Linked DNA regions of Homo sapiens: region 1 is linked to region 2. Evidence: read pairs that join two places in POLR2A ChIA-PET (ENCODE). Cell type or tissue: Panc1. All regions are shown on one strand. Links, peaks and the distances in the headings refer to the core of each region. The heading gives the core; the rest is flanking DNA.

Region 1 (2,909 bases), core at 166-2,665, 120 kb before region 2:
CAGGAGGATCACCTTAGCCCAGGAGTTCCAGGCTATAGTATGCCACGGTCATTGCCTATGAATAGCCACTGCACTCCAGTCTGGCAAACCCAGCAAGACCCTGTTCTCTAAAAGGAAAAATTTTACAGCTGGGCATGGTGGCTCATGCCTGTAATCCCAGCACTTTAGGAGGCCGAGGCAGGCGGATCACTTGAGCTCAGGAGTTTGAGACCAGCCTGGGCAATATGGCTAAACCCCATCTACAAAACAATACAAAAATTAGCCAGGCATAATGGTGGATCCCTGTGGTCTCAGCTACTTGGGGGGCTAAGGTGGGAGGATCACTTGAGCCCGGGAGGCAGAGGTTGCAATGAGCCGAGATTGCACCACTGCAGTCCAGCCTGGGTGACAGAGTGAGACCCTATCTCAAAAAAAGGAAAGAAGGCAGGGCACGGTGGCTCATGCCTGTAATCCCAGCGCTTTGGGAGGCCGAGGCAGGTGCAGATCACCTGAGGTGAGGAGTTCGAGACCAGCCTGGCCAACATGGCAAAACCCTGTCTCTACCGAAAATACAAAAACACACTGGGCGTAGTGGTGCATGCCGGTAATCCCAGCTACTCAGGAGGCTAAGGCAGGAGAATCACTTGAACCCAGGAGGCAGAAGTTGCAGTGAGCCAAGATCGTGCCATTGCACCCCAGCCTTGGCTACAGAGTGAGACTCCATCTCAAAAATAAATAAATAAATAAATAAATACAGACCACTTATCAGGTACCCACTGGATGCCAGCACTCATCCAGGTACTTTACATCCATTATTTCTACTCCTTACAACAATGCTGTATAATAGGCATCATCATCAGTATTTTACAAATAAGGAAACTGAGTCTCAGGCTTACTTACTTACACAAGGTCACACAGTTTCAGACTGGCAAAAACCAGGATCTAAAACTATATCTTTCTTGCCACTATGCCATGATGTTCCTCCCCTTGACATTTGTAGACAAGTTAACATAAAGTGATCTGTGTTGGCTCTTATTTCTTATATTATTACTCTCTTGGGCCTCCGTTACCCCAATTTTAGAATGGGAAGGGATAGAGTACAAGACTTTCTTCTTCATCCCCCAAGAACAGGGAATAGGAGAGGCAACTATGTTTAACAAGTCCACTAACCCACCAGGAGGCAGCTCTGCTGAGCACCAGCCTAGAACCAGGTCACCAGCCCCGCAGGGATCCCATTCAGCCTGGCAACCCTCAGTGTATTTTAAAAGCCACCATGAGCAAACCATTCTCCAAAGCCCTCCTAAGCGGAATGGAATGTTTCTTGGGAGTCTGATTAGCTAATGTTGCAGGCATGGCTGCCCTGAGACCTTTCTGCCTCACAGACTGAACTGAATCAGAATGGAAAGGAAGACTTTTAGAAAATTCTTTAAAAAAAAAAAAAGTAGCACTTCATCTTTATAATAGTAACAGGATGTTTCCTGTGGACTAATAACTGGGCTGTGGTTAGAACTCCATGTTTGTCCACCAGACCTCAGTTCCTCTCTAAACACTGTCTTAGTCACCTGCCCATGCACAGAGCTCGGGAGTGCCTTGGCAGTCCTGTTCTTGTTTCTCATTTCAAGCATTTGCAACATTAAGCATTTTCCCAATTCTTTTCTAGTGTGTGCGTGCCTGCGTGTGTGTGTGTGTGTGTGTGTGTGTGTGTGTGTGTGTTGAGATAAGAAACAAAGTTTGACTTCCAAAGAGATAGTTGCATGCCAAACCCCAAAAGCAAGAGACTAGAATGCAACCCAGTCAGAACCCAACAATCATATTTTAACCATAAATTTCCCCAGATTTTCAATGCAGGGGAATAAAACCCTGTAACGTCTGGGAGAGCAGAAACAGGGCTATTGCTGTCAAGGGTCCCCACCCTGTCCCCATGTCAGAAACCCACTGGCCTCTGTGCCCCAGCCCACCTCCTGAGCTGTTAGGATCTGAGTCAAACCCCCAGTGAGCCCAGTACCTGCATGTCTGGCAGGACAGACCCAGGACACAGGGTTTCAGGATATCTGAAAACACAGGGAGTGTGTGACAAGGAGAGTCGAGGCCTAGAGGGCAAGGAGCTTTTGTCCAGGGCTTGAGAACAACTTCTATACAAAGCCTAGAAGTGAGCTGGGCATGGTGGCTCACGCCTGTAATCCCAACACTTTGGGAGTCTGAGGCAGATGGGTCACCTGAGGTCAGGAGTTCGAGACTAGCCTGGCCAACATGGTGAGACCCTCGTCTCTAGTAAAAATACTAAATTAGCCAGGCATGGTGGTGCATCCCTGTAATCCTAGCTACTCAGGAGGCAAGGCTGGAGAATCACTTGAATCCAGGAGGCGGAGGTTGCAGTGAGTTGAGATTACACCATTGCACTCCAGCCTGGGCTACAAGAGTGAAACTCCATTTCAAAAAAAATCAAAGCCCAGAAGTGGCAAGCAGTGGGCAGGAGGCAGTCAAGCCTGCAGCAGAACCATCACCTCAAACAAAGAAAGGACTGAGAGGTACAAAGACAAGAAGGGCGCAAGGCCAGAGGCCCACGGCTTCTCTGCATCTGGGTCCTCCAGGCTTGTTAGAAATAAATTATTTTTTTCCAGACTTGAAAAGAATGTTCTTTTTTTTTTCAGGCTGAAAAAAATTCTTAATCACATTGTGCTGGCTGCATAGAACACCTCGGTCTCTAAATTAACTTGGACCATTTGTGTCATGTGGAAAAGTACCTGCAATCTAAATAAGCAAATGAAAATTATATATGGTAGCCAGGCACGGTGGCTCACACCTGTAATCCCAGCACTTTGGGAGATCGAGGCGGGCAGATCACTTGAGGTCAGGAGTTCAAGACCAGCCTTGCCAACATGGTGAAAACCCATCTCTACTAAAAATACCAAAAAAAAAAATTAGCCGGG
Region 2 (2,909 bases), core at 239-2,738:
GCATCTTTCTATTTCCTGTAGGTAAATACAAGGGTTTGCTTCCTTTGTTTTGGATATGGTTGCTAGGAGCTAAAAGCATTTTAAAATGTTTAAAGAATGGATTCAGACACAACTAATAGAATTGCCTGACTAAATGCCTGGGCAAATCACTTTTTCTTTTTGAGGTACTCCTTTCTTTTTTTTTTTTTTTTTTGAGACAGAGTCTCACTCTGTCGCCCAGGCTGGAGTGCAGTGGCATGATCTCAGCTCATTGCAACCTCCGCCTCCCGGGTTCAAGCAATTCTCCTGACTCAGCTTACTAAGTAGCTGGGATTACAGGCACACACCACTACACCTGGCTAATTTTTGTATTTTTAGTAGAGACTGGGTTTCACCATGTTGGTCAGGCTGGTCTTGAACTCCTGACCTCATGATCCACCCGCCTTGGCCTCCCAAAGTGCTGGGATTACAAGGGTGAGCCCCCGCACCTGGCCTTTTTTTTTTTTTTTTTTTTTTGAGTCAGAGTCTTGCTTTGTCACCCAGGCTGGAGTGCAGTGGCATGATCTTGGCTCACTGTAACCTCCATCTCCCAGATTCAAGAGATTCTCCTGCCTCAGCCTCCCAAGTAGCTGGGATTACAGGTGCCTGCCATCACACCCGGCTATTTTTTGTATTTTTAGTAGAGACGGGGTTTCACCATTTTGGCCAGGCTGGTCTCAAACTCCTGACCTCAAATGATCCACCCACCTCAGCCTCCCAAAGTGCTGGGATTACGGTGAGCTACTGCTTTCTAATCAGAAAATTCAGAATTCCAATGCCTCCTTTTAGTCTTCTGACAGGCACCTAGGAAAAATCAAGTAGTTAGTGCAGATAGATCTGAGGAAACCTTAGAAATATCATTTAAGGAGGCCGGGCACGGTGGCTCATGCCTGTAATCCCAGCATTTGGGGAGCCCAAGGTCGGGGGGATCACCTGAGGTCAGGAGTTGGAGACTAGCCTGGCCAACATGGTGAAACCCTGCCTCTACTAAAAACACAAAAATTAGCCAGGCATGGTGGTGGACGCCTGTAATCCCAGCTACTCGGGAGGCTGAGGCAGGAGAATCGCTTGAACCTGGGAGGCAGAGGTTGCAGTGAGCTGAGATCATGCCACTGCACTCCAGCCTAGGTGACAGAGCAAGACTCTGTCTCAAAAAAAAGAAAAGAAATATCATTTAAGGAAAAGGCATTTGAATGAGAACAAAGGGCACATTTTCTGTTAAGTGGTCTGTGGTATCCCAAGAAAGTTCATTTCCTTGCCCCTGTGGTCTTTAGACAAGGAAAATCCCAGACTTGGCATTAGTAAGGAAGAAGAGGGCGATGGAAAGGAAAGGAGAGAATTGTTAGACTTCTTGGCTGGAATTCAGAAACAAATAGTTCCAGAGCCTGGCATTGTCGAGGCCAGCGTCAGGACCAGCCCAAGGAGGCAGACAAGGAATATTACCGTTACTGACTTGGCTCCACATACCGTTACTCAAGAGAAACTGGTGCGTAAGCAAGATCCTGGAGGATGCGAGAGAAATATAAACAATCACTGGGTGTGGACCTGTGGCTGCCCATAGAGGCTTTGCCAGCTCTGAAATTGTAGTCACACATTTTGACTAATTTAATTGCCAGAAATTCTTGCAAGATTTGGGCAGTGACAAATGCAAGCCAAAACAAGACTAAAGTCTGGGGGTTTGGAAAAGCATTGGCCTCTGACCTCAAACTGGAGCCTCTCATCAAAGTTCTAACCCCTATTCGGGTCACTGAGCATCCTTGCTCTGAGACGTGGAAGTGACTTATTTTATTTGCCTATAAACATCTTTCGGCACCTGCACCAAATTGAAACTTGGCAGGCAAAATGAGGAAGGAGTGATACTTCTAAAAACTCATCCTATTTTTATGATTTGAAGCTTTTTATTCTTTGTAGGGGTAGCACAGGAGAAGGATATTAAAAAAAAAAACTCTCAGGAGCAGATGAAAAGAGAAAAGAATGAAACAGACTGCAAAAATCTCTCAACTGATATTTATTGCCATCATTATTTTGCAGAGAAAGACATAAAGACGTGAGCACATTGATTGGCATTGCCCATGATCATGCAGCAACAAAGGAAGTGATAGCCCTGAGGTTTTAAGACAGAACCGAATGAGAAGGGAGGGTTTGAAGTGGGTGCAACTTCAAGATGGTCTAGATATAGGTGAGAATCTCTACTCAAATATCTGAATTTCTAGCCTCTTAATTGTATTGTACACTTTTATATTAAAAAGCACTTCTGAGGCCAGGCACAGTGGCTCACACCTGTAATGCCAGCACTTTGGGAGGCCGAGGCAGGCAGATCACTTGAGGTCAGGAGTTCAAGACCAGCCTGACCAACATGGTAAAACTCTGTCTTTACTAAAAATACAAAACAATGAGCCAGCCGTGGTGGTGCGAGCCTGTAATCCCAGCTACTTGGGAGGCTGAGGCAGGAGAATCACTTGAACCTGGGAGGCAGAGGTTGCAGCGAGCCTTGATCATGCCACTGCACTCCACCCTGGGTAACAGAGTAAGACCCTGTCTAAAAAAAAAAGCACTTTTGGACTCTATACATGCAAATAACCCTTTTTACTGGATCAACTTTTGATCTTGATTTTTTTTTTTTTTAAACAGGGTCTCTGTTGCCCAGTAATGTGATCTCAGCTAGCTCACTGCAGCCTCAACCTCCCTGGGCTCAGGTCATCCTCCCTCCCACCTCAGCCTCCAGAGTAGCTGATACTACAGGCATGTACCACCACACCTGGCTAATTTTTGTACTTTATGTAGAGATGGGGTTTCGCCATGTTGCCCAGGCTTGTCTCAAACTCCTGTGCCCGCCTCGAGTTCGAGACCAGCCTGGCTAACATGGCGAGACCATGCTTGGCCCACCTTGT

What was found. Peaks named below come from ENCODE experiments on the same cell type or tissue, not always from the same donor. Only the 100,000 strongest peaks of a DNase experiment are listed, where the experiment ranks them.
Region 1: POLR2A ChIA-PET joins it to region 2 with 5 read pairs; 7 of 35 experiments call an interaction of 5 or more read pairs at or near these places.

What each region holds. Positions count from the first base shown.
Region 1 is chr11:47,972,965-47,975,873 of GRCh38, reverse strand. No RefSeq gene overlaps it. Among named protein-coding and RNA genes, the nearest start is that of PTPRJ, 6.1 kb to the left of the region's middle. RefSeq lists enhancers at 550-1,209, 1,210-1,869. In Panc1, for the core only: no CTCF peak of the experiment used is centred there; DNase peaks (open chromatin) are centred at 1,307 and 1,500; H3K27ac peaks cover 2,184 bases.
Region 2 is chr11:47,856,884-47,859,792 of GRCh38, reverse strand. No RefSeq gene overlaps it. Among named protein-coding and RNA genes, the nearest start is that of NUP160, 10 kb to the right of the region's middle. In Panc1, for the core only: no CTCF peak of the experiment used is centred there; a DNase peak (open chromatin) is centred at 1,502; H3K4me3 peaks cover 713 bases; H3K27ac peaks cover 2,258 bases.